2 separate regions of the Mus musculus genome follow, and region 2 is linked to region 1. Evidence: chromatin loops called from intact Hi-C (ENCODE). Cell type or tissue: left cerebral cortex. All regions are shown on one strand. Each heading gives the region's core, and the rest is flanking DNA. Links, peaks and the distances in the headings are about the cores only. Region 1 overlaps Ndufaf2 (NADH:ubiquinone oxidoreductase complex assembly factor 2). Region 2 overlaps Gm41054 (a long non-coding RNA gene).

The links. Peaks named below come from ENCODE experiments on the same cell type or tissue, not always from the same donor. Only the 100,000 strongest peaks of a DNase experiment are listed, where the experiment ranks them.
Region 2: it touches region 1 in a loop (2.1-fold over the local background); 1 of 42 quality-filtered maps calls a loop at or near these places.

The regions. Positions count from the first base shown.
Region 1 is chr13:108,120,776-108,137,663 of GRCm38, reverse strand. The region is part of intron 1 of Ndufaf2 (NADH:ubiquinone oxidoreductase complex assembly factor 2); the gene reads left to right. Gm52057 (a long non-coding RNA gene) reads left to right here and starts at 1,380. Exons shown (of 2, transcript XR_003950676.1): 1 at 1,380-2,264; 2 at 4,411-6,528. In left cerebral cortex, for the core only: a CTCF peak has its summit at 10,352 (motif pointing left); a DNase peak (open chromatin) is centred at 10,326.
Region 2 is chr13:107,963,044-107,979,931 of GRCm38, reverse strand. It overlaps Gm41054 (a long non-coding RNA gene), which reads left to right. Exons shown (of 3, transcript XR_873938.1): 1 at 1-233; 2 at 546-753; 3 at 1,477-1,789. Among named protein-coding and RNA genes, the nearest start is that of Gm41054, 10 kb to the left of the region's middle. In left cerebral cortex, for the core only: no CTCF peak of the experiment used is centred there; DNase peaks (open chromatin) are centred at 9,381 and 9,890.

The sequences.
Region 1 (16,888 bases), core at 9,242-11,741:
ATCTGATACAAAATTTGTGCCGTGGCCCTTTGAGATATGTTGAACTATAAGTTTGTCTAGTGCTTGTCCCATGCTTATTGGCGTATAGATTTCCCACTGGCCTTCCTAATATTTCATGTACCTTTGCCTAACAACCGTGATGTCCCGGGGATCGCATCAATGAGTTAAAGTACTATACTGCAATTATAGATTGTGCTACCCAATGGAAAAGGTACTGCTTTAGAATTGTAGGAATTAATGTTTTCTTATGATATAAAACCCTGATCGAATGGATAACCAACTGGAGGCTGTTCAGCATGGCGAGCATTTTAACAGCTTGGCTGTGAGACCTGTTGGAATATCCTAGAAAGGGATAAAGGCCACTCTTGAGCATGCTAAACGTTGCCGCCAAAGGATCCCAGCTTTGTATTCGATTCTCTTTGTACATTTTTGAGTAAATATTGAGTAAATTTAAATGTCCTGTCTTTGGGATCTTAGGATCTGAGAGAATCAGTAGTTAAAATGTTCCTCATGTCTCATTCTTATTTATCAGTCTACCTCTGTGAATGAACAGGTTTGTCAGGGATGAAATACTGAAGATGTAGCCATATACTTATAAGGAAACAACCTATTCCCTTTTTTTATTCCAGTTCTCTTTTGTTTTAAATTCATCTCAAGCTACTCTCCTTAGTGACCCAGAAGAACAAAGAAGTAGGGAGAAAGAAAGGTGGACGGACGAAGCTCTGAGGACTGGAGGGAGGAAGGGCTTGGGAAACAGTGGTAATTTGCAAGGATAGGAGTGGCTTGCTCCACCAGTTCTGGGAAACATTTATAAACAAAACAGTCTGTGGCTCTTGATATTTCTTTTTCTTTTACAATGGGGAAACAGTAGGTAAGATAGTGAAGCTATGTAGAAAGACAGAGTGGTGTGAATTGGTTTTGTCCTTGTAATGTACTGTTTCTGTTGTTCGGGTACCTAAGAATTTAAGGCTTGAAATCTAAAATGTTACTTCATTCAGCAAGTATATAGTAATAGTATATTTTACGTAAAGCAGTTGTACTGGCTGGTTTTGTGTCAACTTGACACAGCTGGAGTTATCACAGAGAAAGGAGCTTCAGTTGAGGAAATGCCTCCATGAGATCCAACTGTAAGGCATTTTCTCAATTAGTGATCAAGGGGGAAAGGCCCCTTGTGAGTGGGACCATCCCTGGGCTGATAGTCCTGGGTTCTATAAGAAAGCAAGCAGAGCAAGTCAGGGGAAGCAAGCCAGTAAAGAACATCCCTCCATGGCCTCTGCATCAGCTCCTGCTTCCTGACCTGCTTGAGTTCCAGTCCTGACTTCCTTTGGTGATGAACAGCAATGTGGAAGTGTAAGCCGAATAAACCCTTTCCTCCCCGACTTGCTTCTTGGTCATGATGTTTGTGCAGGAATAGAATCCCTGACTAAGACAGCAGTGTAGGATGAGGAGGATACAGAAAGAAAGCAAATTTGGGTCTATCTGGGCCAGCAGTCTAGGATTAACAGAGTTTGAATCCTAGCTCAAACACTCAGTAATTTGATTCATTCAGACATACTTGTTGAATGTATACAACACACCCGTTTCTTATTGTAAGCTCTAGTCCACTTTGGCAAATAAACTCTGAGAGGTACATGCTGTCATTCTCTCTTTAGAAGGGGGGGGGGGGTTGGGCGATCAACCATCAGAGAGGGAAACCGTGGGTGCAGTGGAACAAGATGGGGAGAGGAACTCGTCCGGTCTGCGTTTGCCTGACCAATGAGAAAAGGCCTAAAGGCAGGAGTGGCTCTGTTCCTAGAGCAGAAGGAAGCTTTGCAGCTGGACTGTGGTGAACAAAGAAGAGAGTAATACAAAATGAGTCAGCTGCTGACTGGTACCAGCTCAAGTGGGGCTCATTGATTAGGGTAAATGCCTTGATTTTTATTCAAAATACGTTTGGAAGCTCTTGAGAGATTTTTAAGTAGGATTTTTAAGTCACATGATCTGACTTCCTTTTTTTTCAGCTTTTTCTTTTTTTTTTTTGTTTTAATAGCCCTTTTATCCCATTTGTTTTGTAAAATTTGATGTCGAAAACGGAAGTTGAATTAGTTATGCCACACTACATTTTTGTTGGTAAAACTAAAAATTTGAAATAATATTGATGTTTTCTAGTAATGTTGGAATTGACAGTATCTGCCCCATTAGACCCAGTGTGTCTTGAAGAAAGATTAGAAGTCATGCTGGTGTTTGTATCCTCAGCTTGTAACCTGGGAACCGGCACTCATCAGGTGAGAACTGGTTAAGTCTAAGGACAATATACAGGGACCGCGTGTCACATAAAGAGCCTTTCAGATCACAGACTTGCCACTAAGATGTCAAAGCTTTTCTGAGAGAGCAAGTTATCCAGAGCACTGAATACAAAATAGTGTAGTCTAGTCCAGAGGCTCCCCCAGTAGACAAGCTAGTCCTATATGGCTATAAAGTGTACCTTCGCTGTGGTAAGGCTGGTTTATTTATGTATTTAATTTTGAGATAGGGCCTTGCTATGGAGCTCAGGCTGGCCTCAAAGTCTTGATTCTTATGTCCCAGCCTCCTGTGTACTGGGGTTAGAAGCGTGTACCGTTACACCTGGCTACACATTTAAAAAAATTGTACTTATTTTTTTTAAGTTACAAGCTAAAGTAATACATAATTTATAATTCCTGTAAGTCTGTCTATTGAATGTACTAGAATGTGAGTATTACTGTGTTGTTAATTAATACCTTAAAAGAAACTTGATTCTTTCCTTTGTTTAAACTCAGTGATCAGGTGACTGAAGAGAGCATGTGAAAATTCAGTAATGCTAAAATTCTGGTTTGGAAATAAACTGTCAGGCAGTACGTAGTGCATAGGAAAGTGATATTAGCATTTCTCAAGCCTTGGTAATTACTTGGAGTAATCTTAAGAGAGATTGACAGGGACTGGAGACAGAGCTCAGTGATTAGGACAACTGGCTACACTTAGATAGGACTCAGTTTCAGTTCCCAGCACCTACGAAGCAGCTCACAACCATCTGCAACTCTAGTTCCAGGGGATCCAACTCCCTCTTCTGGCCACTCTGGGCACCAGGTACACAGGCCCATACACACACAATTCTAAAATCAGCATTGTTACCACCACCTGCGTTTTCATCAGCCAGGTACAGGTAGGATGTGACGGAGCTAGGATGCTGACACACATCCTTTCATTCCAAGGCGCGTGGTTCCAAGACTGTGTTATCCGTTGTGCCAGAGTGTGTTATGCTCTCTAGGATAATGACATGAACTAGGGCCTTAAGAGGTGGTGTAGGGCCCAGTGCCTTTTATGAAATGCCTTCTGTGAGTGTGCCTTCTGTTATAGTTTCTTCTTCCTGCCTTTGTGGTTTTGTACATTGTTGCTTCTCAGGGCTTCTATACCCAGGCCTTTGTGCAGGTCTATGTCTCTTGTCATCCTGGTTAACAGTCACTCCCTATGTTTTGTTCAAGGACCAGTGTTTTCAGATTTTTTTTCATTATTTATTCATTTATTTACTTTTGAGGCAGTCTTTTTGCTTTGTAGCTTAGATGGCCCTGGAACTCACTGTGTAGACCAAGCTGACCTTGAACTCACAATACTCCTGTGTCAGCCAAGGTTCTCTGACTCGGTTTTCATACTTCTGTGTATTATAAGCTGGAAATATTTTAAGCCATGTAAATTTGGGTTACAATTTTTTGCACCAGGATTAAATATGTCATTACAACAATATACAGAACGTTAGAGTTCTTAATTTATTTTTATGCACTGTAAATTTCCAAGAAGGAGAGGGTATAGAGGGATGAATATAAAATAAAACCTTTTTTCAATTTTTTATTGGATATTTTCTTCATTTACATTTCAAATGCTATCCTGAAAGTTCCCTGTACCCTCCCCCTGCCCTGCTCCCCTACCCACCTACTCCACTTCTTGGCCCTGGTGTTCCCCTGTACTGGGACATATAAAGTTTGCAATACCAAGGGGCCTCTCTTCCCAGTGATGGCCGACTAGGCCATCTTCTGCTACAAATGCAGCTAGAGTCAAGAGCTCCGGGGGTACTGGTTAGTTCATATTGTTGTTCCACCTATAGGGTTGCAGACCCCTTCAGCTCCTTGGGTGCTTTCTCTAGCTTCTCCATTGGGGGCCCTGTGTTCCATCCTATAGATGACTGTGAGCATCCACTTCTGTATTTGCCAGGCCCTGGCATAGTCTCACAAGAGAGCTAAGCACGAAGCTCCCCCCATTCCCCACAGAGTTCATAGGCCAGCACAAATTGAAGGCTGGCCTGGGTGCCGGGTAGGGTATAGTGCTTTTGAGTGTCAGGTTTCATAGGTTCTACCCAGAACCACAAAACAGGACCTTGAGAAGTGAGAAACACAACCCCTCCTCTTTTCCCTCTCTTAGGAGACTGGGCTCCTAGGAGCTCTTTTGACCCCGCTGTAGTCGCTCTCTGCCTTTCTCGGAGCCACTGACTAGGTGCATTGTGGCCTCACTGCTCAGTGCCCTGAAAGATTGGACCCGTTCCGCCTCTCTCGGATCCCAGCGCCCAGAAGACAGAAGACAGAAGACAGTAGCTGACAGACAGGTGATTCAGCGTGACCGTGTTAAAAATGAAAATCTTATCTCCCAAAAAAGAAAGCAAAAGTTTTGCTGAATAGTCAAACAGTCCGTCTTTATGAATGGTAGCCATATCTAACTCCACAACTACATGTCTAGACAGAAACTTGAGAATCAGATTTAACACTTTTTTTTTTCGACTCCCTGTGAATACCAGGATGGCCAACTATCCTTTCTACATAGCTTTTGAATCCACAGTATATTCTCTGTCCTCAGGATCTCTGTCCTGGGCTGGGCCTTTCATATTTCTCTCCTGAAGTACAGCTGCCTTTTGCTTTGCTTTTCTAGCTGTCCTTCTCTAACCCAGGTCCTACATGCTAACCTTACCCTGATTTCTAAATGAAGGATGCTTCAGTTCAGTAACTTCATACCGTCCTTAAGCATTGGGTCCAGGCTGCTACATTCTGCACATTCCACAGCAACAGCTTCCCATGGACCTGGTAAACAGTGCCGCTCTCCACTCCTGATCTGGCTCTCAGGAGTCTTAATTCCTTTTTTAGTATCATGTGCAGCCCTTGAACTCTGGTTCCCTTACCTCTTACCACCTTCCTCTTGCCTTTTCTTTTTGACCTTCAACTCTCTCTTTAAAGGACTCTTTTTTAGACCTGCCTTACTCTCTAGACCGGATGGGCACTTTGGGGGGGGGGGGGGGGTGTCTCAGGGTTGTTTGGGCCTGAAGCGCCACTCTTCATTGCTATCATGTATCTAATTGTTGCAACACTTGCTTTGTCCTGAGCCAGGCTTGATGCTGCAGTTTGCCTCCCATTATACAACCGTCTTTCCTTTCTTACTAAGAAGGTAGTTTTTGCTGGCACCATGCCACAGGGTTAGTGACTGCCCTGTGTTTCTGTTGGGAAAAGCAGTACTCTCTTGCCTCTTATTTTTCCTGGGCTAGAGCAGTGTGAAGCTTCAGCTACCTTTTTACTCGCTGGAGGGTGAGATGGCACTTTGAAAGAGCAGATGAGAAGCCCTTAAGATGCAGATTTGCATTATTTATATCCTGACACTTGTCTTCCATCATTTTTTATGAGAGAAAAATTAATTGCCTTATTACTGTTCTTTACTTTGTTGTAAACATTTTCCTTGTAACATAGCATTTCTATTTCTTTCCAGGCCTTTTCCTGTTTGTATTCCTGTTCCCTATGTTTTACCAAAGAGTAGAGCCCATCTTCCTTAAAGTTTCTCTCTCAGACGGTCACATCTAGTGCTTAATGATGGCAGACATGGCTTTTTGATGATGATGATGATGCTGTTGTTGTTACTATATTTATTTATTTTGTGGGGCACACAAATGCCACATTGTACATGTGGAGGTCAGAGGACAATTTGCAGTAGGAGTTGGTTCTCTTAGTCACATGGGTACTGGGAATTGAATTCACAATGCCAGGCTTATTGGCAAGTGCCCATTGAATCATCTGGCCAGCCAGATAATATTTTATTAGATCAGTTCTGTGGCATTTTTGATAGTTCTCTTATTACATAGTGTTGGGACCTGTATCTTCAAGATTTACACAATGCTATCAGTCATCCAACCTTCCCTTTAAAAAATTAAATCACGGTTTCTATTGCATGCTCTTATTGTCTACTGCTGTGTGTGGCCTTCCCTGGCAGGTTGTAAACGCTGTGAGGACCATTGTGTCTGAGTATTTTCTCCACACTGTGTAGGATTTCAGTGGATCCTAGCTCAATGCTACACATTAAGAAGCTGCTCAGCCTTTTTCTTTCTTTAATAAATGACAGACCTGAGTCTCCAACCTCCGCTTTCTCACCTATCCCTGCATCGTGTGTATGCCTTCACCGTCAACCCAAGGTGCTGCTGGCAAGACCACTGGGGGTGTTCTGCTTGCTACACTCAGTATATTCTTTCCATTTTGTGCCTTGACTAATTTCTTAAAAAAAAAAAAATTAACCACAGTATTCCTTTCGGGGTGTCATTCTCTCATTCTGACTGTTCCTTCAGGTTTCCAAAAGTATTGCCACTTATCTGGCAGCTCCTCCATCCTTCTGTTCCCCCCAGAATTCTTTCTTAAATGCACCCACTCCTATAGCGTCAGTCACTATACGTGCTGATGGTTTCCAAGCCTTGTCTTCCACCCAGCCCTCTCACTTGAGTTTCAGACCATTTGTCCAACTGCCTACTCAATGTATGCATCGTGATATTCTGCAGAACTCTCCAACTCCACATGCTCTGCCTGACTGAAGATTCAATGAATTCTGCTGTCCTTCCCAGCAGAGACATAATATACATATGGCTATTATCTAAATCGTTGGCTTACTCTAATTCTCAGCAAACTAGCTGAGACTAAATTAATATGTATGTATAAAGTCAGTTAAAATTTATTCTCAGATTTTCTTTTTTTCTTTCAGTCTAGGGCTTATGATTTCCTTTTAGAATATAATTAAGGCTGTTTATAATTTCCAAATTTTTATGTTGTACCAAGACAAAAATGCAGACAATGATACTGTATTAATAATCTTAGTATGTTACAAAGACCGAATTTGAATTTCTCTGTTTAGAGAAACCGTCTTAATTGCATATTGACAGTTTTAATATATAATTTTTACTTAATAGAGCTGGTATTCTTTTTCAAAAGAATAAGTACAATAAGAAGAATGAATATTGAAAAATGAGTTCAGAAGCCGGGCGTGGTGGCGCATGCCTTTAATCTCAGCACTCGGGAAGCAGAGGCAGGCGGATTTCTGAGTTCGAGGACAGCCTGGTCTACAAAGTGAGTTCCAGGACAGCCAGGGCTACACAGAGAAACCCTGTCTCGAAAAACCAAAAACAAGGAAGGAAGGAAGGAAGGAAGGAAGGAAGGAAGGAAGGAAGGAAGAAGAGTTCAGAAAGAACTATAAAGTATTTTACAAAGGGAGGGAGACTGCGTGAAAAATTAGTAAACTAAGTCACATAATCACATTGACATTGTCAGTTAAGTATTAATACATTGTGCCAGTAGTTCTGTGTCTGTCAGCCACCTTACAAGAGAGACTTCAGCAATTTGGTTAAACATTTTCAAGCTGTAGAATTACTAAGTCATGCAAACGAGTACACACTGTTGGTGTTGAAGACATTTAAACATGGAAGTTGAGAAAACATTGAAATTTGTAGAGTTGGTTTTAAATTTTTTAATCACCCCTAGGAAATGGCTGATACATAAAAACATGCTTAGTGCGGTTTTGTTCATTTGGAAACCTTCAAGCTTAATTAGATTTTTTTCCAGGCACTTAATTTATGTATGCACCATAGTTTCCTTTGGATTTTAATTTTGTTTAATGTCTTTTGTTCAAAGGTACATAAAAAGAAAAATTTCCCTTTATAATAATTTCTTTCAACTCTTAAAATAAGGTATTTAAGATTTCCCTTTGTTGATACATTGATTTAAAGCTTTGTGCCTTCCATACTTGAATTATATTAAAGCCAATGGATTTATTTCTAGCTAATTATTATTCTCCATTGGACAGCTGCCTGGATGTTTAGAGCTGTTCGAATAAAGCGTGTTTTTATCCCTGCATCCCATGACATCGAATGTCTTCAGGAAGCTGTATTAAACTGATGCTGTGTATCACTGGGGAGCCAGGCAGAATAGTTTTTGCTCCTGCTTGTTCCGAGTTCATTATTTCCTTTTGTAGAGTTAGGAGTAAGTTAAAAAGAGGTTTGGGGGGGGGGGGGTAAAAGCAGTGTTCAGAACTGAAGTGTTACAGTGTAACTTTGCAGTGCCGGGGAACTTCCGGTTAAGTACCCATATCACAGACCTGGTCTGCTCTTAGGGGTTTTTAAATGATGTTTTAAGATTTTGGAGTAATGCCATCTACTGGTTGAAAAGAGCATCTTTTGCATTTGCTTAATATAAAAAATGTAAAAAACAGTACTTAGGAGTGCAGGCCCTGCTTGTCGGGTATCTTGTTCATCCTCTCTTGAGACCACAATGAAGTGAAGGAGCCGTCATTCGCTGGGACGGCTGACTTTGGAAGTGTTGGCTTTTGTTTTAAAGCAGATGTGCACCAAGTCCCAGCTTCCACTAGTTTAGTGAAAGTATGCCATGTCTGCTAATGTCATTAAGCTGTTGCCTAAGTGGATGATAGAAAGTATATTTATCTCACTTGCTATTCTTAATTATTTTTAACTATTACTAAATATAAATCCAGTTTTTTCCTGTTTCTATATTTAACAGGAGAGTCATGGAAACAGGTTTTTAAATATTTCTCTGCCTTTTCTAGTACTCAGAGGTTTTTCCATATTTAGTGAGCAAATGATTTTATATTGCTATAAATTTCTAACTGATAGTTAAAGGTTAGTTTAAAATCTGAAGGGAAAAGGTTAAAAAGTAGTAACAATTATAAATATCTTTATCGTATGATTAACTGATTTAAAAAAATATATATCTCCAAAGGAAAAATGATTTACCTTTTGGAACGATCAACACCTCTTTTTATATAAAAGTATAATAGGGCATTAAAATGGATGCTGTGTAGGCTGGAAAAGCAAAAACTTGCATAAGAACTGCGAACTGTGGGCAGAGCAGCCTCCTGGGTGACGGCTGTGGTCATGGTCACATTGACATCGTAATAATGGAGTTTCTGAGCTGGCAGCCAAGTTTCATGGTAGCAAATACCTGGGTTGCAGGGAAACTTCAGGCTCACTGTCAGGAGAAAGCAGAAAGTGTTTTCTTTCCTGGCTGGGTTTGCATTCTGCTTCGCCCAGGATCATGATCCCAGGCTCTGCAGCAGTCCGTTCCCCACAACCCGGAGATCCCAGATCCAAAGCCCTTTGTTTTCTAACCAGTTACCTGGACTGGTTGGAGCTTGTATTTAGGTGTGAGCTGTGAATTTCTATTACAGTAAGAAAATTGAATTTAGGGACCAGTGTTATGTTAAAAGATGGAGAGTGTGTTATCTTTCAAATGTGTGGGGTTTTTTGTTTTTTTTTTTTCCTGCCAGGTGGTGGCAACAACACACTTCTAAGTCCCGTGTACTCTGAATATGATCAGTAGTAGCCAAGGCAAGAACTCACCTTATCCTCTCTATCCATTTAAGAACTCAGCATTTGCCTCAGAAGTTTTTTTCTTTCTCCTGGTTTAAAAAAAAAAAAAAGTCCTTCCTTTGGTAGTAACTGTGAAAGACCTGCCTACAAGAGGCAGATTCTATAGACACTGATTAATCCTGTAAGATTATTTTGGATAGCACATATACCTGTGAATTGGAAGTGTATGTAAGGGCAAGCTAAGCTTCTTAAATAAGAATTGGGCTTCAGAGTCTTGTCCATATATATTTATCATCTAAATAAAAGATTGTTATAGAAATTTTGCACTAAAATCTATTGACTATAAGAATTTTTTCATTATGACAATTTGGCTTCTTAATAGTTCTATTTGCTCTTTCTAATTATTTGGTTGTTTTTAATAATTCACATACTTTAGGGTCTCGGGAGATGGCCTGGCTATTACAAACTGCTCTTGACTTGGGTTCAGTTCTTTTTTTTTTTTTTTTCTTTTTTTTTAAATTTTAATTTATTTTTTTTAATTTATTTTTCCTTTTCCATTTTTTATTAGGTATTTAGCTCATTTACATTTCCAATGCTATACCAAAAGTCCCCCATACCCACCCACCCCCCTTCCCCTACCCACCCACTCCCCCTTTTTGGCCCTCCTTAATGGGGGTTTACAGCTGTCTATGATTCTGGTTCCAGAGGATCTGACGCCCACTTGTGGCCTTGGCAGGCATTGCATGCATTTGGTACCTTTAGACAAACCACTCATACACATTAAAAATAATGTACATGTTTTTGAAATTATTTTAAAATTTAAAATTCACATGTATAAAAACAATATTCTCTTTTGCTTTTTCATATATTTTTAAATTCCTAGTGTTGTTTACTTAGATTTTTTTTCTCTTAAAATTGAATAACAAGTTTGTCTATTTTCTAAGAACCAGAATTTGGTTTTGGTATTTATTTTATATTTCATTAAATATTAATTCTACTTCTGTTTTATGTATTCTATTTTCTTTATTTTTGTTCACCAATTCTACATTTTTTCTTTTATTCTTCAACTTTCTTAAAAGTCTCAGGGCATCTGTCTTCATCCTTTTTGTTTCCTGATATCAAGACTCAGGGCTGTGTATTTTCCTGTAAATAAAAATTTGTACTGTCCAAGTCTTACTGTTATTGCTAATATTATTTGCTTAGTTTTCCAGTATGTTCACTAGTATATTTCTTAATAATGTATTCTGCATGTGTATGTATATTCATGTATAGTCTGTGGCATATGTGGTACATATGTTTATGTGCATGTCTATAGCATATGTGGTACATGCATATTTTGCACATGCATATTTTGCACATAACCATGTGTGGCCTGTGGTATATGTGGTGCATGTGTATGTATGCACATATTTATGTGTGGCCTGTAGTATGTGTGTGTCATGTGTGTATGTATACACATTCGTGCATAGCCTGTGGTGTGTGTGTGTGCATGAGGAGACCAGAATTAGATGTCATCTTCTGTCTTCTGCCACCTCCCCTGTCTGATTGTCCTGAGACATAGTCTCTCACTAACTTAGAAGCTGGCCATTTGGGTTGGATAGCTGCCCACCAGCTGTCTCCTGGTGCTGAGTTTACAGAAGTATGCAGTCTGTCTGGCTCTTTATATGGCTGGTGGGATTCAAACTCTGATCCCCATGTTTGTGTAGCAACTCTCTTCCAGATGTTTAGCCAGCCCACCTCAAGCTGTACTCTGCATCCCGCTCCTCCCTCTCTGTGTTGTTTATCAGATCTTGGTTCCCTTTGATGATTATTTCCTGTGTTTCTCTTTGGGTCTTTAAAAAAATATTTTACTACTACTACTACTACTACTACTACTACTACTACTTCGTCTTCACCGTCATCTTCTTCCTCTTACCTTTTAAAACTCGCTCTAAACACTCCTGTGTTCAGTCACCTTGAGATTGCAGATGTGCTTGTTGTGCCATGCGGTTGCATCCTCCCAAACCCATGGTGAGTTGAAAGTAGCATCAGCTGAGCGTGCATTTCATCTTCCTGAAGCACTGAGCATCCTTGCTCATCTGTTCCCGCTCAGCCATGTTCAACTCAAGGATGTACACTGTGCAGCTGGGCAAATGAAACACAAGACCAGTTTCTTAGCAAGGTGATTATCTCACATACTATGTTGTATATAACAGGATTACAAATATATAATTCTCTTGTATAAAAAGCAGAATGATGGTATAGATACCCTTTCATACACACCATCATGAACTCAAGAGATTGCAGCCAACCATTGTAAGTCCAGTGCAGTCAGAATTCTACTACAGTGCCGTAGTTCTGTTTGTGGGGGTCAGTTCGTCTCATTACACCAGGTAAAGTTTTCCCATCATGGTGGTCTAATCCCATTTTTTTAAAAAAATAATCATATTTCATTGAGATTATTTCTGCAGAAATCTAGTGTGGTAGGTATCTTATAACATTAGTTACTTTTATGTCCTTTGGATCCTAAAGGATTTCAAGGGTCTAGCAAAATCTCGTTTGCAAGTTTATCAATTTCACACTGTACAGTGGAGTACATTTGAAACCCTTGTACACCTGTGATATTTCTCTAAATTTTAAACTTGTTGCTGCTGGCTTCCCGCTTCTTTCCACACTGAAGTGACCGTTTGCTTTGCTCCAGTTCAAACACCAAGGATCTCCTGCGTACGTTTTCTTGAGCGACTTTGATCCTGCAACAGTTACACACATGCTCAGTGCCTCCTCTGCCGCCCCTCAGCAGCTAATGGTAAATTTTCTCTCTACCGAGAGAGAGAGACTGCTGCCATCCTACACCCCAAGGGCCTGAAGTCGGGTCTGAAACCCAGGGTTTGTCACAGTCCCAACTAAAGCCCAATTTTATGACACTGTGCTATTTTAAGGTGTTCTGTAGAGTACCATTAACACACACACACACACACACACACATGTGCACACACATGCACACACACAAGAGAGAGAGAAGGACTATTTTTGTTGTAAATCTCATGAATTTTTAAAATATTGATGAAATTTCATTGACTTTATGGTCCCTTGTATTTTAAGGTATTGATTGATTCTGTATATTAATATCTTTCTAAAATCTATTTCGTAATTATTGAATTTCTCTTCTGGTTTTCTGTTTGTAAACTTCGGTGAGGTATTCCTGAAGTATGCAGCAAACATCCAGTAAGTATTTTTTAAATGAAAATAACATCTTGATGCTGGAGGTCCAGCCCTGTAACTGGTTATCAGGTACAGAGTTCTCATACTAAGCCTGCTGTATATGGTGGTATTTGTTGTCTTCTTCACACGTTGATTGAGGTAGAGAAAGAACCTGCCCCATTCGCACAGCCTTACCTGGTAGAACTGAATCAAGACTGGCTCCAGGAATTTATGTTCTTTTTCATTATACTCTAGTTTGTATGGTTTCATATGCTTTTGAGAAATGTGTTAGTTTTATATTCATGCTTAAAATCTCTCCCACTGTCCTGCATTCTAGTTAATGTTTCAATAAATATTTTATTATTTAAAAAGTAAATGCTTCAATAAATATTTTAAGACTCCAGCCTACCTAGTCTAGCCCGTCACCACACATCAGCCCTGTTGGCCATGTCTGGCTCCTACCAGTTTTTCACAGTCCCTCTGTGCTTTGCTGCTGTGTGCCATGAACTGCCCCTGCCTGGAGGTCAGCTCTTCTTTATGCTGCCTTCCTGGTGACTCCTCTGTCTCTGGAAGTGTCATCGCTGTCTACGGACAGTTGTCCCTCTCCAGTGCTCTTCTGAGTTTGTTCCAGTTCATAGCACTTACAGCGCCTCGCTTTAGCAGCTGTTTTGTTGTTGCCATCTCTCTCGGAGAGAAGAGCACGGGGTGCTCGGATCTCTGTCTCCTCTCGGCCCAGTAAGCGTTACCTGGTACACAGGAGATGTTCGATAAATGTTTATTAAAGAAATGACTGAAAAGCCATTGTTTCCGTTATGATTCTAGGGACATAGTGCTTGCTTACTGCAGCAGCTTCCCGGCTTTTTTTTTTTTTTGTAACAGTGAAAACTGTTTATAAGAAGCAGTATCTTGTAGGTATCTTGAAGCAAAGTATAGTGAATTCTTAATTCAAAGCTCGAGACATTTTCCTTATTTAGTTCTAAAACAACATAGGTTTTGTAATAGTGTGTTCTTTAAAAGCAGTTCCATTTGTTTTTCAGTTGAAAATGATTCTTTGGTGAAAAATTAACCCAGTTGTAATTATATATTAAGAAGTATGCCCTGTCTGGCTGTTTTAATTCTTTTAGTATTTTTATCTTGGAAATACCTGACAAAAAATGTCTCTCATTAAACTTGTCATTGCTAGTCATGACTTTGTGGCTGCTTTTCAGTTAGGCACTCCATGGATATCATATATAGAAAATACTAGTTTTGTCAAAGCTTGTCTCCCTCACCGAGCAGCATAAGTAAATACAGATGACCGTATAGCACTCACACGCTCTTAGGTAACGGTCTCTATAAGATGTATCGTGTATTTTAGGGGGATTTGGCTTGTTTCCTTATTAATGCAGAAAATTTAATTGTCCATGCTGGGGAAGCTGCCACCGTGCTCTTTGTTATTTTAACTCTTTACATGCAGTGAAGACGGAAGAATGGAGAGTGATTTGCTGAGGCCAGTAGGCTGTTTCCAGGCTGGCAGCCGAAAGTCAAACGTGAGGAAATTGCAGAAATTTACAATTCAATGTGCGTTTCATCAGGGAGAGACCCACGGATTGTTTTGACACTCAGTTAGAAATTCAGCATGAAGATGGACGTCTCATAAAATGTGCAGCTGCTGATTGAATTCATATTTCCATAAAGGCCATCAACAGTAGAAGCCTGCAGGGAAAGAGGGGGAGACATGACAAAAACCTGTGAGGCCAGCATTTTCCTCGACGTTCCAGCCGCAAATTACTGGTAATAAGGGTTTACACTGACCGGGATTAAAGAAAAATATAGACAGCCAGGAGGGAAAGACTCCTCAGCCTAATTGATTTTAACTAAATATGTCTACATTTGATATCTAAATATGTGTTTATTCATCTATAGAAAACCTAATATATACTTAAAAGTCAGTCTTCACTATTTAAACAGCAAAAATAAGGCAGTTGTTAAAGCTACAGAACTCCATCACACAGGGTCTCTTCGTAAGAGCCTTCAGAGATTTGAACACTCATTCAGAACAGCCAGAACATTCTGGGGTAGTTGATTGCTGTTCTCAGGTGAATTGCAGGTTACGTGCAAGCCCATGAAATCGTTATTCCAATCCCATAGAAAACAAGCTTGCCTTTTGTCTCTGTAATACCGTCATTTTACAGGGGTTCAGGAAAAGCCTGTATAATACTGTGCCTTTAAGAACGACTTGATTCTTCTTGTTTATGTAGTAACAATGTTCCCAGATTTTAAGTATGTACTAGATTTTCTACAAATGATGAAATATATACTTAGATATTAAATATAAGCGTGTTTAAATTTATACTAAAAAGTCCATTCTCCTTTTAAAGTGCTTTTAAAAAGCAAAACAGACAAAACCTTGTATTTTTGTACTTAACGCTTCTTTTGTAAGCCCTTCATATTACACTCAATTGAAAAATCCTGTGGTCTCTGGGAGACCCGAAGGCTCTGGGGATGGGGGGTCATTGTTCATCCAGAGCTCTTTGTGTGGACAGCGTTAACAATGTAGCATGCCCTCAGATAGCATTTCTGGAAAATTAGAGTTTATACAAGTTTAAGTAAAAGTAGTTACCTTATAGAGAAAAGAATTATATTTAATTAGCAATGTGACCCAAATATATAAGATTACCTAGAAAATAGGAATGTGAAATTATTGAACTTTATTAACATACTAGATTATGAATATTAGAACATAGAAAATGTTTTCAGATGTTTTGTTTGTGGTTATAATTGAGAGTCTCAACTATTCTTATTTGAAAAGAATACTATGTCTTCTAGTAGTCGTCCCTGGAAGTGCACACTGGGCCTTATTTTTCTAAAGCGCTTTCGGGTTAGGTGGTCTGAGATGGCTGTCTGCTGGGAGACTGGGAGTGGTCTCCTTTCCACTGTCAGTGAGGGCATAGTGTCTTCTTCACCATGTGTTAAAGGCCAAATCTTTCAGCAAATATCATTTTCTGTCATTTTAAAATTTATTTATAATTTACTTATTTAGATTTTATGTGGTTCGAGGTACCACATGTATTGCCAATAGAAGGGATTTGATCTCCTGGAACCTGAATGACAGAAGTTGTGAGTTGCCACATGGGTGTTAGGAACCTGACCCCAGCCCTTGCAAGCATCAGCAGTGAGTGCTCTTAACTGCAGAGCCATCTCTCTGCTCTCCCGCCTTCTTAAGTTTAATTTCATCATCCATTTAGAATCATTGCTTACTGTTAGCTTGCCATCTCTATGCCTGTTTTTAAGTCTTGTACACGAGTTGTAACTCATTCATTATTTATATAACAAGTATGTACTGACTGGTGTCTGTGTCCTGTTTCAGATCCCGCTACCCGAGTAACACACAGAACTTCATTCGTGGACTTTGTGTTTTAATGGCAGAGGCAAACGAATGAATGAATAGATTCTATGTGTCAGGTAGGAATAGGAGAGACAGCAAAGGGAGCTCGGGGTCTGGCCTGCGAAGACTGAGCATGGAAAGTAGAGGGGAAGGTCCAGAAGAGGTCCTTTTCCAAACATGACATCTGAAAAAAGCCAAGTAAAGTGCCAGGACAGTACTAAATGATTCTCAGATTCTCACCGTTGCTTGGCAGCGCAGACACTGCTTGCCCCCATCTTGTGCTCTGGGTGTGAGCGCTCCCCACTGAGCCCCCATCCTCCTGTCAGCTCCGTCCCTGCATCTGGAAACTGCTTCTGCAGCTCCAGCGACTCTCCCGTGCTCAGGTGATCTGTATGTTGATATATAAATACAGATAACGAGATTTGGAGAAGTATTTCTTTCACACAGAACCACAGTTGTTCTATTTACCTTCCCTGTCCTCCTTGCGGCTGTTACCCTGCAGCAAACCAAGAAGACAGAAAACTAAATTATTCTCTTAAAGCTGCATATGTTTATGCTTTTATTCTTTGACAATTTCCTGCATGTATGTAGTGAACGTTAGCCTTTCCCATCCTCCCTTTGTCTCGTCTGTCTCTGTCTCCTTCCTCTCCAGCTTTCAACCAGGTCTCCCTCCCTTCTTTCCAGTCTGTGTTCATAATCCACTGAGGAGAGTCAGAATTGCTTGCACAGGCTGGGGT
Region 2 (16,888 bases), core at 8,587-11,086, 160 kb after region 1:
TTTGGCTTTGTTTTCAGCAAACAGAAGGTCATAGACTCTGGAAAAAAAACACAAAACAAACAAACAAACAAAAAACACCTTTCATAGTTTGACCCAGCTCCTAAGTTGCCCCTAACAGTATTTTCCTCTATTACCCTTCCCTCCCATACACATTCCCTCCTTTGGGGTTGAGTTCTACAGATTATGTGGCTTCCGGGACTACAACACGACGAAGCGAAAGCACAGTCTAGGAGGTAGGTGCCTATGCTGAAAGTTCTGATTGTTGCTGGGTTCCCTGACTGTGGTCATTGTCCTGAGTGATATGTTTTGCCAGACCTGAGAAGCTCAGGCCAGCAGGACTGGCCAGAAAGCCCAGGATGGAGAGACATTCAAGGCCCTCTGGTCGAATTCATGCACGGATTCCCAGAATGCATTAGCACTTGGAGGTGGGATCTTTGGGAGAGAATTAGCATTTGAGGAGGTCATGAGTGTGGGACTTCCTGTCGGATTTGGGGGTCTTCTAAGAAGAGTAAAGGGAGAGTCTGTCTCTCTATTTCTTTGTGCAGTCACCGAGGAAAGGCCATATGAAGGCATAGCAAGGAATTAGCCATCCACGAACCAAATGCAAAGCTTCCATAGATACCCTTTCTGCCAACCTTGACCTGGGGCTTCGCAACCTCAGGAACTGTGAGAAATAAATTGTCTTTGATGGCATTTTATGATGGCAGCCGAGCTGACTGAGACACTGAAGGAGAGCCAGAGGGGCCATAACAGGTAAATGTGCTGGCCACACAAGTCTGGTGACCAGAGCTCAGTCTCTGGAACCCACACCGAGGGGTGGACGGAGCACACTCGCCACACAAAGTTGTCTCCTGACTCCCACATGCATGCTAAGACTATCCTGCACAAACACACATGCACAGATACAAACATGCACACAAGCGATAAACACGAAGGGAGATGATCCTTTCAGAAGCATGCGATAAAAAGATTATGCAAGCAAGCAGGCAAGCAAGAAAGGACCTGCTCTAGACTCCTCATGCCTCCTACCCCCCTCCTTGTCCCCAACACCACTTTCTGCCACATCCTGAAGAGGATGTTTGTTGTCCCTGTGCTTCATTTTGACACACCCCCATCCCCATTTCAGCATGCCATTGGCTCTGAGAGCCATTGCTCATCCTCAAATCACTTGCCTCAGCCGCCTACGCTGACCATCTCCTCTTGTTCTGCCCCTCTGTTGGAGATCCAGCAGGACCCCAAGCACATGACAACCCCATCAGTGTTTGCTGGCTGGCCAGAAGCACGCTCTAGAGAGTGGTGTTTTTCAAAGCTGCTATCAGGACCCCTTGCACGCATTGGTGTTTTCTCAAGTTCAGGTCCTTAATTCTACTATGTACTTAATAAATCGGATTTTCTGGGAATAGAACCCCATCATTTGCCTTGAGATCGTGAAAGGGTAACCAGAAACGATTTGGCGTTTTAACATTTCTTCCACAGGAGGAAACTCAGGCTGGTGTCTCCCTCTTGAAACTGTATCATGACTTCTCTGATCAATGGAGGGGCTCATGCCAATTCCAGGCCTTATTTTGGCCTGGAAGTTCTGAATCATGAGAACATTGTAGAGAGACCACGAATGGAAGCAGCAGATGCTGAGTCAGCTCCACAGTTGTCCTTCCAACCTACCAGATACGGGGTGCAGCCATCTTGAATATTCAAGACAGGATCAACCACCCATTGAGTACTAATGGGCAATCCCAGCCAATCGTATGAAGTAGAAGAATCACATAACAGAGCCTTGCCAGAATTCCCGACCCACAAAACTAAGTACTACAACTAAAATGTTTTTCTTTTATTCTCTATATTTGGAGGTCATTTGTTACATAGTAACAATAATATGAAGATACTACATTTTTAAAAAATTAGTGTTTCTCATTTTCATTTTATATGTATAGCTATTTTGCCTACATGGATGTATGTGCACCATTTGAATGCCTAGTACCTGCAGAGGCCAGAAGAGTATGTTGCAACCTTTGGAACAGATGGTTGTCAGCCTCCAAGTGGGTGCTAGGAATTGAACCTGGGTCCTCTAGAGAGCAGACAGTACTTGTAACTACCGAATCATCCCTCCGGTCCCTCCACAGATTTCTACAGATTGCACTTGGTTTTGCTCTAAGAAGAGTCAGTACTGAAAGTGATCTGACATTTAATGAGTCAACTTTTATATTAAAGGACAGGAAATGTAATTTATGTTGTACAGTGTTGTCTACACATCCCAGAGGAAGGGAAATATGGTGAAACGAAATCCCATCATTTACGTTGTTGGTTCTGATTTTATTGGACAGCCGTCTGGTTCTGTTCATAACACAAACAAGAGAGGGCCTCCAGCTTCCCTGAACTCTGCTAGACAATCCAATTGCCACAGACAGTGTTAATAAACACTGTCACCCTAGTGGAATAAAAATTCAGCTTTGGATTTAAAATGAGCGAGTCCTGACAGCATTTGGTTTGGACCTGTTTCCACAGTCTATGCTTCCAGAGCCAAAACTAAGATGATCCCCCCCACCCCCCACCCCCCCACCCCGGTTCATCTCTTGGGAGTATATTTTAAGACTAAGCTTGTGGGTTTCTTTCAGGTTTCCTAATGAAACCTTTCGGCTTGTCAGTCACATGCCTGGCCCTTGCTTCTGCCATCACTTTGGATTAAAACCACAGGACCCTACAAACACCCCCGCTGGGATTAGGGATTTTTGTTTTGTTTTGCTTTGGTTTGGTTTCTCAACAAAGCAGTTTGGACAGATCTGTAAGGATTTTTACAGACTCAGCAGATATCTGTGTGAAGCGCAGCATCTTCTCCGGCTGCGTCAGCTCGGCTTTGGTGGGTTTGGATGGGCTCGGTGTTTAAAAATGGAACTCAAAGCATGAGACCACACGAGCCAAAAGGATTTTCCAAAATGAGTTTAACTAAACTGAAATTGCTGGGATTTGAAGCCTTTCTGTATAGACAAGTAAATGCAACCCTTTCGGCTCAACCTCCAACTTGCCGTCAAACGTAGCCATCTGTTGTACCCTGAGCTCAGCAGAGCCGCCCTTTAGAGCAGAGCAGAGCTCCGGCCTCACTGGACGCCCATCAGGGGCAGCCGTGTGTTTTCAAACACAGTAATCCTAAACTGGCAAGGACTCCATCTCACTTAGTTTAATTTTGTTCAGCAGGTTAACAGTGTTGGCGGTATTCACTGAGGGATAACTCAGAGATAACTCTTGTAAGCCAGAAGGTCCCTGATGAAGGGGTCAGTCCATGTCAGGTTGGAGTCAGTATCTCTTAAGACTGAGTGCAGAGACAGGCTCCCAGGCAGCCCCTTCAGCATCAGGAGTTCTGGGTAGAAGCCCGGGGATCTTTATTTTTAATGAGTTTCTCAGATGATAGTACACATCCAAGTTTAGGAAACACTTTGATATTTGAAAATATGACACTTCTACTTCTGGGGGAGCTGGAGAACGGGCACTGGGTCTTTTCTCCCATCTGGAGTCCCTGAAATGAAAAGCAGAATGATTCGCAGACCACAGAGGTCATGCAGTTCAGGGCGGTGACCATGAAAAGGGATCAAATGAGTGGAACCCAAAAAGGCCCTCCGTGCAGGCTGGAGGCTGCCCGGGGAAGGGATCTTTGGTGACCTATGGTCCAGGGGATAAGAGGGAAGGGAGAATGTCCGGTTGATCAAGATAGATGAAAACCACAGGGCAGGTGCCAAATAGGGAGATCCGGGCCACAATCCATGTGTGGCAAAATCAGCTTATAAGGACAGACCCCAAGAAAGTGTTTTACACTTTTAAGTATCATAGAGGACTCAGTGCACAAGTCCTGAGTGGAGAACTCATAGCTGATCTTCCTTCCGGGGAGATGTCAGGCCACACTCCAGAAGGCAAGGGATGACATAGGTGCCACTTGGGACTAAGCAAAGCAAAGAGTGGGATTTTTACACACACCTCTTTGTTTTGAAAAACAGGTACCTGCATCTTATGATATTCTGTAAGGATCAGGGTATATTTCTGTTCTCTCTCTTTCTCTCTCTTTCTCTCTCTCTCTCTCTCTTCCTCTCTCTGAACTGGAAATAGGCCTGACAACCTAAGATTAGGTGTAGGGAGACACTTTCTCTCCATATTTATTGTTTGTTTGTAGTTACTGGGGATTGAATTCAAGCCTTGAACTTGATGAGGTTCCCACGTATCAGGAATTAAAGTTCCAATTGCTGTATGCATTTTTATGCTTAAAAGTCTTATAATGTTCATGCATTTTCTTTTTAATAAAAAAGCTAGTTAAAATATAATATTAAAATAAATGAATCACCTTAAGGGTCGCTTTAAATATTTAATCAAATTTTATTTGATTTTCACAAACTTATAGCACTTTAGGGAAAAGTCTACAATGGGAAGCAATTGTTATAATATACACTCATGCAATAGCTTATTCTGTATGCCAGTCACAATTTAGTTTTATCTTTTATCCATCCGGTGTAGAACACTACACAAAACAGCAGCAAATTGCATTGTTATTGTGTTTCAACTTGCTTGAAACACAGGGTATTCTCTTGTTCATCTCCAAAATATGAGTTTAAATGCTTTTCATTTTGGGAAGCGTCTGGCATGGTCCCACACAACACCTTCATCAATTATCAGCTTGCATACACATCCCTGAAGTCACTGAAAGTTATTAAATTATTCTGTTGGAGACTTCCTATGGTCAAAGTGTAAGACACAGTTGTCCACTTCATAATGATTGTTGCCTTCAACAATGGCCCACATCCGTGCGTCACAGTGGTCCCATAAGATTATAAGACAACAACAGGGACCTATCACTTAAGTGATACCACCTTAGCATGCCAGTTGTGAGTTTTCATACTAAGTATGATTCATTGAACAATGCATTAGGACCGAGCCTTTGCAGCAAGGGTGGTCTAAGCAAACCTACCTGCTGGCTGTTCTACCATTACATAACCCGTGAAACTGCCTCCAACCCACGGTACACGATAGTTTAACAGCAACCCACAACTGTTACTGCCTGAGTATTTGCTGTATTATACTTTCATCGTTATTCTAGAGGGTGTTCCTTCTACTTAGAAAAAGTTTATAGTTAAAACACCCTGCTGTGTTCCGTGGTGGCAGCCCCGTACATCTTGTATGTCCCCACAGCTCTTGATAACACCATTTTCCTTTGTTCTTGATTTCGTGTCACGTTGATTGCTCATCAGCACCTCTCTTAAGAGCAATAGGCTGCAGCACACACCCCAGCATGCATCCCCACGCATAGATCACTCAGCCTGGGTGTGTACCTAGGCTTGTCTTAGTACGCAATGTTTGCACAAGAACACAATTATCTAGCCATGATGCGTTTCTATGAAAATCCCCAGCATTCAGTGATGCGTGACTATGTCTTGAAGGTGCTTGTTTTCTCTATCTGTGGGCACAAGACTAAGAAAAGCTAAGGAGACGCTTATGGCATGGGACACATGTTCTTTATCCAGGCCACCAGCAGTACCCCTACTGTAAAAAATGATGAATTAGTGTTCAGACCCAAAGGGACCCTGGACAACCCTTGCTGCTGGATTGTTTGTTGTTGGGGGTAGGGGAGCGAGTTCTCTGAATTATTTAGAGTGTTGCTAGTGCAGACAACAGCTTTTAAGGAGGAAGCGATAGCAGAGAATAGCTTTAACCAAGGAATCAAAGTCAAAGAGCATGTGCCCAGGTACCGAAGTAACCAAGAAGCCGTTTCCACGTTTCCAAGATGCTGCAAGCCTCTATGCCTTCCCTGCAGGTGCATTTCCATTTGCACAGATTTCTTTTGTCAACTTGACACAAACCAGAGTCAACTGAGAAGATAGAACGTCAGTTGAAGAATTACTGCCACTCTATCAGCCTGTAGGCATGTCTGTGGGGCTCTTTCTTGATTAAATGATTATTGTGGAAGACCCATCATGCCCCTGCGCAGGTGATCTTAGCTTGTATAACAAAACAAGATGAGCAAACTAGAAGCAGTGTTTGTCTGTCCTCCCCCTCCATCTCCACTTTATTTTTGTTTTTTTTTGTTTGTTTGTTTGTTTTTTGGTTTTTGTTGTTGTTGTTGTTGTTTTGTTTTTTTGAGACAGGGTTTCTCTGTATAGCCCTGGCTGTCCTGGAACTCACTTTGTAGACCAGGCTGGCCTCAAACTCAGAAATCTGCCTGCCTTTGCCTCCCAAGTGCTGGGATTAAAGGCATGCGCCACCATGCCCGGCTTCACTCTCCACTTTAGTTCCTGCCTCTACCATCCTGCCTTCGTGTCCCTCGATGATGCTCTGTAAGTTGTAAGCCAAATAAACCTCTTCCTTCTCATCAAATTGTGTTTGGTTATGGACCTTACTACAGGAAGAGAAACTTAACTAGGATACTACTCCTGGACAAAATGGCAAGTTCCTTGTCTCCTAGGTTCTTTCTTAAAAAGAGGAGAAAGATATCGGGATATATGTATTAGTTCGCATCAGTACACAAGACATTAGCCACACTCATACCCACAGTCATAAATAGGTAGATGAGGACCGACTTCTTGACACAAAGACTTTTCTGTTGTTCTATTTTCTATTGTTCTAATATCACGCCATGTAAATGCAGCCACCTAGCCATAGAAGGCTATTTAAAATAGTTCCCAGGATTTGTCTCCTTCAACTCAGATCTTTACATAAGAGGTCCAGGCTAGGGTTGAATGGATGGGAACAGAGTTGCAGAAACTGAGTCAAAACTGGAAGAAGCCGAACTCCAATCCACGTCTGGCTCCTCCAGTCATCGACGGAGAAAAAAGAGATCTCTAGAAATGGCCTGTCTGAGTTCCTTACCACCTCCATTTTCCATGGCCCATGTCAGATAAATGTTCTTAGAACATTTCAATAAATAAGGCACAGTTAGACCTCTTGTAGATTTTTCCTTTGGGAAATATTTGGTCACCTCCTTAAAGAATCACCTGTGTGCTAAGAAGCCCGAAGTAGAGGCTGCAGCGGTGGATCAATGGACGCTCTTGCAGGGACCCTGAGTTCAGTTCTCAGCACTGAACCACTGGTCACTCCAGTTCCAAGGGGTCTCACACCCTCTTCTGACATCTCCGACCTCTACAGACACCAGACACACTTAGTGAAATGCAGGAAACCACATATATGCATAAAATACATCTTTAAACTGCTTTATAAAAGAAAGAAAACAGGGTAAATCTGAGGACCCTGGAAAACTGTGCATGTCTGTGCGTGTGTACACGGAGGCCAGGGGACAAGGTACAGAAGGACTGGATATTTTCCAGTGTAAACAGTACAAGTGTCACTTTTTAAAAGCAGCTTTTCTAGTGAAGCATTGCTGACTGTATTTAGAAGTTGATAGTATAATTCGGGCTCCTCTGGGCATTGTGGGTAAACTATGATTTTCTTGGTTGAAATGCCTCCTCCCCACCCCAGAATAGTAGAAAGACTGAATAATTTAATATTGGACACTTTCCCTTTGGGGGAATAATTTAAGCACTACCACATGTCTTCTTATTTTGTTCTTGTCTCTCAGGAATGGTTGGGCATTGACAATGTAGAAACAAAACAAACACATAGAGACACACTTGAGGTGTGTGTGTGTGTGTGTGTGTGTGTGTGTGTGTGTGTGTGTGTGTTTAAAATCACTCCAGTGATTCCCCAGTCACTGGGCCATGGTAATTATCCAGGAAGGTGTTTGAAGACATGCTCCATTGAAAGAGTGATAACAACCTTCAGAAACTGCTTAATCCCCAGGAACGAAAACCAGTCTGATGGCGGCTGCACATGATGGAAACAAATAATCACTGAAATTAGAGCCACGCACGGAAGAGCGCCCGAGGGGTGCTTGCCAGCAGCTGGCAGTGTCAGGAGAGCTGGGGTCCAGGCAGCGGGCCCTGCCCCAAGGCACTCATGGAGAGTTGATGTCTTTCTCTGGGTTGCATGGCCCACAGCCCCACATCACAAGAGCCTGGATCCTTGGCTCCTGGGAGCCTGGAAATTGGAGTCTCTTGTTTTTATTTATTTGTTTATTTATTTATTTATTTTCCAGTTCTTTTACCTTTTCCCTGCACGGAGGAGAGATGCAGCTGACTTTATTTACATCAAACAGCTGTGGAGGTTAAAGTTAACTCCAATGTCGAGCCTTATAATTTACTTGAAAAGTGCACTGACTCTTTAAGCACCCTTACTTCCTAAGTACGCAGCAAGGCACACTATTCAGGGAGCCTCTTGTCGCAGAAAGCTGAATAAATTATATACATTATGAAGACATTTAGCTCGGAGATACTAAGAAAAAACATGGCCCCACACACACTGTCTGATATCCTCTCAAGTCAAGATGGGATGCTGAGGACTAAGATGTGACACCTATGACACCCTGTGACCTGGAGGCTGGTTCCTCTGTGTTCTCTGAGAGATGCTTGCTCTGGAGGAGGCTTGGTCAGCGCCTAAGAAGCCTGACCAGAGGGAATCATTTAGGAGCGTCTACTGGTCCTCACCCAGTTACCCCTTCCAGCCACCACAATCCCACCGGCCCCCCTTCAGAGCCCAACTTGGATGGCCCAAAGACCCATTTGAACCTTCAGGTGGTGGCAATCTTCCTCCACAACTACCACCATCTATGTGAAGACCCATGTGACTACGCAGCAGCCAAGTCCTTCCTGAATTCTTGCCCACAAAAGCATTTTAAAATATCAAAATGGTTGTTTTGGTTTCCTTCATTACGTTTTGGGATAATCTGCTACCTAATAGCATCAGCAGGCAAGAGTGTTCTCTCCTCTGACCTCCAAATCATTCCACGGGTTTACTTTCACTTTGGGGCCTAAAGACCACTGTTGTTGTTTCCTTGGCTTTGTCTCTTCAGAGTCCATATACAATTTTACCTCTCAGGCCATCACATGTCTGCTTTGCTTTCTACATCGCTGATGTAGAAAGAGCTGAGAAAACTGCCTCAGAGGGAGACTGAGGCCTGCCCAAGGTCACGTGACGAAGCTGAAGTAAACCCAGGTCTTCCCAAGCCAGGTTTCCTCCTCCTTTTTCCCACGTAATTATTTTCATTTCCCACTGACCTCATTTAAAAAAAAAAAATAGATGGATCGAGCCTTTTCTACCCCAAAAGCTGTAAACTCAGGACTTGACAAACCAGCAGAAGCCCCCAGCTGCAGCACCTCTAGGGGTGCCCAGAATATGCCTAGTGGCTGCCTTCTTCTCTTAAGGGGTGTTGAGGGAGGACAGCAAACAGGGAGGTGCCAGAGGACCTACTCCCTGTCTTGTTCCCCCCAAGGCTCGCATTCTGAAGGCAGCGTGCTAATTATGGTCAGAGCACAGGCTGGGATTCCGGAACACGCTGGGAAAATGCCAAGCTTGCCTCTCACGCTCCTGTGGTGGACACCTCTGAGAGAGAGAGAGAGAGAGAGAGAGAGAGAGAGAGAGAGAGAGAGAGAGACCTAAAGTATTTTTAAATGACATATTGCATATTTTGGAAGGGGACTCAGAAAAGATGAGTGATTGGAAGAAAAGATTTGAAGTCTGTGTTAGGACCGGGGCTGGCTAAGTGTTGGGAGAGTGTATCTGCATGCTTCATCTGCCACTCAACGGCTAGGCAGGCTGTCATTAATACATTCTCCACCGCCCACTGCCCCAGAGTTGCCTCATTTTTTCCCCCCTAAGCCCTACAGCACTGTCATTTCATGAGTCTGGCAAGGGAATTAGAGCCAATGAATAAGAAGACCACCTCCCCCACCTCCTGGTGAGGCTTCCCATTCCGTTCAGCTCTCTTGCCAACAATCAAGCAGTCTCCCTCCTCCATCCCCACCTCCTCCCACTCTCCTACACCGGAGAGGAAAGGATAATTGTGCGTCTTTCACATGAGGTGTGGTTTGGTTCGATATGTACTGTTGGTTCTGCAGATAGGCTGGTAGGAGGCTGTCTATTCATGTTATGCCATATGCCACTCTGCTGGCTGGCACGAGGGAGGAAGCCTGAAAAGCAAAGACGAGAAATGGATATGCCTCCTGCTTTTGAAGCACAGACTTTGATAATAATAATCATAAGGCAAGAATTTTAGAGAACAAAAATCACATAATTGCAGCTGTGTTAATCCTTCACCGGTTTCCTTGTGCTGTGTCCAATTTGCCTCTCAAAAAGACCCAGTGACAAATTAAATGGCCTCCCCAGACTCATAAAGCTATGCCCAACTGGATATTCCCCTATATGTATTGTATATATTCTGGAAAATTCTGTTGTAAATTGATTTTTTTTTCCAAATCTAGTTATAGTTCAAATATTGTCAAGGTGCTCTTGATTTAAATCAGTACCATTTTGTAAAGCAAATAATAATTTTGTAATGTAAATAATTGCTCCCTTGTTTGTTTTGCGAGTTTGGGATTTTGTGATTATATTTTTTTCTAATAACAAGCTATCCCTATAGTTAAGAGTAAGAAAATAGCAATGATAATTATCATTAATGATGTTGATAATATAAAGTTATAAAAATATAAGATAAAAATGTAGGAATTTAAAAAGGAACCTTTCTCTGGAGTGGGTGGGACTATGTGCCCATCCCACAGTTAAACTGTATGACACCATAGGTTAAACACACAGGAGGGAGGCGATTTTCTCTGAGATAGTCCACCATCGGGTCACTGTTTGACCAGAATACTGAATTTGATTGTGTAAAGAAAGCTATGTATGCACATATGTATACATGCATATATATGCATATGTAGCATTGTCTAACAAGAACTAGATAGGAACATAAGAGCCTGTGAGTAGAGAAGCCATTCAGATACACATTATTTCGTGTCATGAAATATTAGGCGGCTGTGAGGAAGGACAGAGCAGTACCTGAAGAGTTGCAGTGAGGTGCAGTGTTTGTCTGTCTGTCTGTCTGTCTGTCTGTCGCATAGTCAGCACTTGGAGGTTCTTGTTTGTGAGTGTGGAGTGAGCATATTCACCAGTTGGGTTCACCAGTAGTATGAATGGTGAATACTATCCCTATGGGGATATCCAAAATGCTCTCCCTTTGGGGTTTGCTGGGAGCTGTTGATAGGCTTGGGTGCCATAATGGTCACACTCACAGCAGACTAAGCAGCTCTGCCCAACACTATATGAACTTGAATCGTTCACAAAAGACTCCAGTTGTTTTTATGTACTTAAATTCAAAAGACAGGTTTTTTAAAATTGTATATCATTTAGTGAAGAAATACTAAAGTTTCCTTTTTCTAAGATTTTTTTTTCCTACTAGGAACATCACTCACTGGGTTATATTGCTACTACTTTGCTGTTGCTGCTGCTGCTGCTGCTGCTGGTGCTTGGGATCAAATTTTCATGTCTCTGCCATGATGTGTGATGGACAGGTGCTCCACTACTGAGCTGTAGTCTCTGCCCGACTCTGCATTGCTTGTTGAAGGGGAAATATGTCTCCGTCTCTTCCAGATGAAGTTCCAAGTAAGACCATAGTCTCTCTTTTAAGGTTGTGTGGTGGGTTTTCTGTATTTAAGAATATAAAGTGTTGACCATGTTACTGGGCTGCCTTGGGGGGTATGGTTCCTTCTTCTCAACATTTACTTCATTAAAATAAGAATGACTTGTCATCTCAAATGAAATGGAACTGTTGTTTATGCAGGGGAATGAGAAGAGAGGGAGTGGGACCGAGTGTGGATGCCCAAGGGTGAGTGGAGGCTTCTTGAGTCACCCTGAGCTGCTTGCTATTTAAGAAGCAGTCAGGATGACTCACTGTGATTACTGTGGTAATTTGAATATGCTTTGTCCAGGGAGTGACACTGTTTGGAGGTGTGACCTTGTTGGAGTAGGTATGGCCTTGGAGGCAGAGTGCCACTGTGGGCACGGGTTGTAATACCCTCATCCTAGCTGCCTGGAAGCAAGGCTTCTCCTAGTGGCCTTCAGATGAAGATGTAGAACTCTTAACTCTTCCTGCACCATGCTTGCCTGGATGCTGCCATGTTCCCACCTTGATGATAATGGACTGAACCTTTGAATCTGTAAACCAGCTCCAAGTAAATGTTGTCCTTGTAAGAGTTGCCTTGGTCATGGTTCACAGCAGTAAAACCCTAAGATAGTTACCAACTTGGAAGTTTTTCTATCTAAAGCATGGAATAGTGGGGTTAGGAATACTCACCAGTAATCCCACCACCCCAGGCTGTGGTCATGGGGTCTGTTGCCTTCCAGAACTCTTTGTTTTCAAGTTAGTGTCCTTTTAAATATGAAATACAGCAAACATACAAAACAATACAAAAACAGGACTCCTATTTTCTTCAGGATGGCAAATCACACAGTCTAACCACCCTCCAATGAAAACAATGGAAAATTCTGAATACAATACCAGAAGTTGGTTTTAAATGTGTTATCATTGAGTTGATAGGAATGTGTAAAGGGTCAGAAGCAAAAACGTGAACATAGAATCTTGAAAGGTAAAAGGGTTCCGAATGCCGTCTTCTTCGTGAAGGCATGGGTAGACCCCTGGCCTTTCCTTCATGGCCCTGGCTGGCACTGAACTCACGTTCAGGGGGGCACACGTAGTAAAAGAGACAAGAAACCATGCCCAGATCCCAACTGAGGTGAAGTTTAAGAGGAAAAGGGCAATAATATCGGGGTACAGATGACCTAGCTACACCCCCACTCACAGAAAGGTAGTGTGCAAACTCTTTTATTTTGACGACAGTGCCTAGTAGAAGTTGGCTTTTTCTCCTGAACATGTGTAACTACAGAGAAACCCACACAAGAGATTTTGGACCCAAAATTTACAACTCTCTGTGAGGACCAAAAACCCTCAAGCTAAAAGAAGAGAGAGAAAAAAAAAAGTGACTTGGTTTCAAGTTATAGTTGCTACAACAAATGTGGTCATCTCTTGAGAAAACCACTTCAGTCATGCCTTAAAGTTTCCCCAGATCAGCAGGGTGTGGTGGGCCCCTGCCATTAATCCTACGCTTGAGAGGCAGAGGTGGGTGGATCTCTGTGAGTGTGAAGAAGCCCGGTCATACTAGTGAATTCCAGGACAGCTAGTGTTATGTAGAGACCCTGTCTCAAACAAACCAACACCAAAACCAACCAACCAACCAACCAAACAAACAAACAAACAAAATCCCATAAAATCATCAAAAAAAAAAAAAAAAACCAAACAAACAAAACAAAAACCAAAAAAACTATGGCTTAATCCTAAAGGCTTACAGAGCAGCAAGGAAAGCAGTGGGGGAGCATCCAGGAGATGAAGCGGAAGGATCAATCCCCAGAGGGCATAAGCTGCTGTCAGTCACACACGACACAAGTACATCTGATTGGCAATAAAGTATTAATAGAGAAGATCACAATTATATAAAGATAGAGGACTAAAAATAATGATCCTTCAAATTTACAAGATAAGAAGAATGTCTAAAACTTTTAGTAATGTTATCAATAAAATAAGAACCCAAAATGGGTTGATTAAATAGAGTGGCCACAGAAAAAAAAAAAAAAGCAAACAAACCAACAACAAAACCAAAAGAAATGAAAGAACAAAACAACCAAACAAACAAACAATGTGGAAGAAAAATTTATTTGTGAGATTTGTAAGGAAAGAAAGCCAAGATTCTTAGAGATTATAAGATCCTTTATAGAGTTAAAGTCTTTTAGAGAAAAGACTCAGATTCCAAAATAATTAGGAAAGATTTCCTTCTTAAGAGGAGGAATGGGCTCCAGAGATGGCTCAGTGGACAAGGGACTTACTAAGCAAGCAGGGAGACTTGTGTTCGGCTCCGTGGCATTGCATAACAGCCAAGCGTGGCAGCGCCCGTCTGAAGCTCCGGTGCTGAGAGAGTGGAATGAGGGTTGGAGACAGGCAAAGCTCTATACTCGCTGGCCAGTCAGCCTAGCCGGTCAGGTTCAGTGAGACATCCTGTCTCAAAAAAATAAGATGGAAGATACCTGATACGGACAGTGGCTTCTACATGTTAATGCATACACTCAAATATGTTCACATGCATGGAACACATATTCAATAACAGCAACAACAACAACAATAACAACTACAAAAGTGACTGAATGAGTTGAGCAAAAAACCTGGGAATTATTTTTAAACCTGTCTGCTCAGAATGCTTATCCTTGTGTGTAGATTATCTAAATGTAAATTTAAATTTACATTTACATAATGTCCTTTCAACTTTCACACATGCTTGGACACACAGAATACATGCATGTAGCTGAGGCCCAGAAGGAGGAATGGCCTCTGTTCCTAAGTTGGCTTAGGATCTTCTTTACGGTTCTATATAATTAGCTGCATCTAGCAAAAGGGAAGAGCGGTTTCTTCTGGGTCTGTGCATCCATACATTTTAAAACGTGCAAGTCGGCCCGTTCAGCTCCGTTTTTTCTAGTAGCAGATCTCATTTTTAATGAAGGCATGTCTTCTTCTCTCCATGGAAGGATGAAACCAGGTTCCGTTGCATCTGGTCGGCCTGGGATGTTTCAGAGATTTTGGAAAGACAAGCTAGAAGCAAAGGAGGTTGTTGAGCAGTCATCTTAATCAAAAACAGTGTGCCCGGGGGCTGGTGAGATGGCTCAGTGGGTAAGAGCACCCGACTGCTCTTCCGAAGGTCCGAAGTTCAAATCTCAGCAACCACATGGTGGCTCACAACCATCCGTAATGAGATCTGACTCCCTCTTCTGGAGTGTCTGAAGACAGCTACAGTGTACTTATATATAATAAAAATAAATAAATCAAAAAAAAAAAAAAAAAAACAGTGTGCCCCTTCCTTGGGCACTTAGGTCCAGCAAATAGGACACGGGAGGCAGCACCTCCTCTGCCCTCACCTTCTCTTCCCAGAACCTCACTTCATGAAAATTCAGAGCTACAGTACAGTCTCATGTCATTCTCTGCTGCGTGATCTATACTCAAAGCTATCCTTCTTTTCAACCTTGTCTCTGAAGAGGGAGCAGGAAGAGACAGTATGGGCTCAGCTTAAGAGTGGGAATAAGACAGGAGGCCACCGCAAGTTCACCAGCCTGAGAGACTGCCTTGAGCCTCGCCTGGAGGCCCTCAGAAAAGCAAGGTCATGGGCAGGGTCCACCCAAGTTCTCGATAATAAGTGGAAAAATATGCAAAGCAGTGAGTTCACACAGCAGTTCAGACATTCTTGGAGCATTACTGAGAATTATTTTGAAAGCATACAATCAGATTATTGAGGGGCCCGTTTGTCAGCGAGCCACAGCCGAAGCTCTGGGAAAATGGGAGTCTTTCCTAAACCTTGTGGTGGCCAGGGTCATGGGGAGACGCTTGACTCCCTGTAACAGGGCATCTGTGCCTTTTCTGTCCCACTGTCTGAACAGCTCAAGCTGTCCTGCTTGCCTGTTTGATGATGGCTGCCACCAAAGCTACAATCAGCACATCTAATGTCACAGACCCCGGATCCTGAAACCCGGGGGCCGCCTTCAGGGCCAGAGTGCTAAAGTCCAGCAGAGAAAGGGCAGCTGTTCTAAAAGGTGTGGGAGAAGCGGGGGTTGAGACAGACACTATATGGCACCAGGAGGGAATATGAGTTAGAACAGTGACATAAATTAAAGTTAATACTACTTCTATATAATAACATGGCTTCGTGGCCCCACTCACTGCAAGCATTGAGCTGTTCCTTAAAAATAGAATCGATCCTACCATCTTTTCTCAGGGTTCCTAATCCGTAACTCAGCCTTGTAGAGAGGCAACAAGGACTGCCCTGGGGCAGGCAAATAGAGTCAGGCGTTTCTTTCTTGACCATGGTTGCTTTCAGATAAGGAGTGAGGGACAAGTATCAAATATCATCCAATTAACATGCACTACTCTTCAGTTTTCAAGACAGGCTGGCTTTGTAGCCTCCGATCTGAATGAAGTAGGTAGTGCTATCCTGTCTTCCGGAAAGGAAATGGAAGTTCAGAGAGGTGGCCACTGGGCTACTGTTGGATCCCCCAGGCCTCTGTAGCTATTGGCCTCCAGGAGACTCTGCAGTACCAGGATTTCATTCTGAACTCAGAAACTTAATCAGAACTTCAACAGTCCACATGCTGCTGTTCTTTCCCTGGCCCTGCTAGGGCATGGTGCGGTACGGGGGTAGAGGAGGAGGTGTGGGGTTGCTGAGAGCCCTGGAGTACCTGCTGTGCCTTCTCTTTCAAAGCCGGACAAAGGAGCCCTTGCCCCAGGACCAGGGTGATTGCAACTTGGCAAAGGAGAGCACACCTCTGCACCTTCCATGTAGATGTTATCTCGCCAACCTTCCCCGTGTCCCTGCAGGCATGTGGTCTGGCCTCTGTCCATCTAGAAGAGGCACTGAGTCGTCCTGTGTACCCTATGACTCGAGCCGTAGCTACTTTAACTGTTTTGCCAGGGTTGAAAAGGTCCTTTAAAGGAAATGACTGGAGTTCAGGAGACGAAGGCCGGTTGTAGTCGAATGCTGGGGACAAACACCACTTGTTCCTGATTGTTAACAACAGGAGATATTCACTATAAGGACACTGAGTAATATATAACTGTGCTCGTTTTATAGAAAACTGAGGCTCATAGCTGTGAAATACCTCGCTTCAGATACAGTGGCATACAATGGCAGAGTATATTTTGTTCCCGGTCCTCACAGGCTGAAGGGACAATGTGAGGACCCAAACAACACAGTCTAATTGGCACTAAATCAGCATGCAGAATTCCCTCAGCTGCTGGAGGCACCAGCCTGAGGCAGAGGTGTGGCAAAGGGAAGGCAGTGATGATCACAGGGGACTCTTCCAGGCTCCGGGCAACACGTCTGACACCAGGGAGGTCAGTCCAAACTCAGAGACATTTTCACACACACAAACACACACATACACACACACCCCGGTGTGGTGAAACATCAGGCCGTGGTGCAGAGGGAGTCAGTCGCAAAAT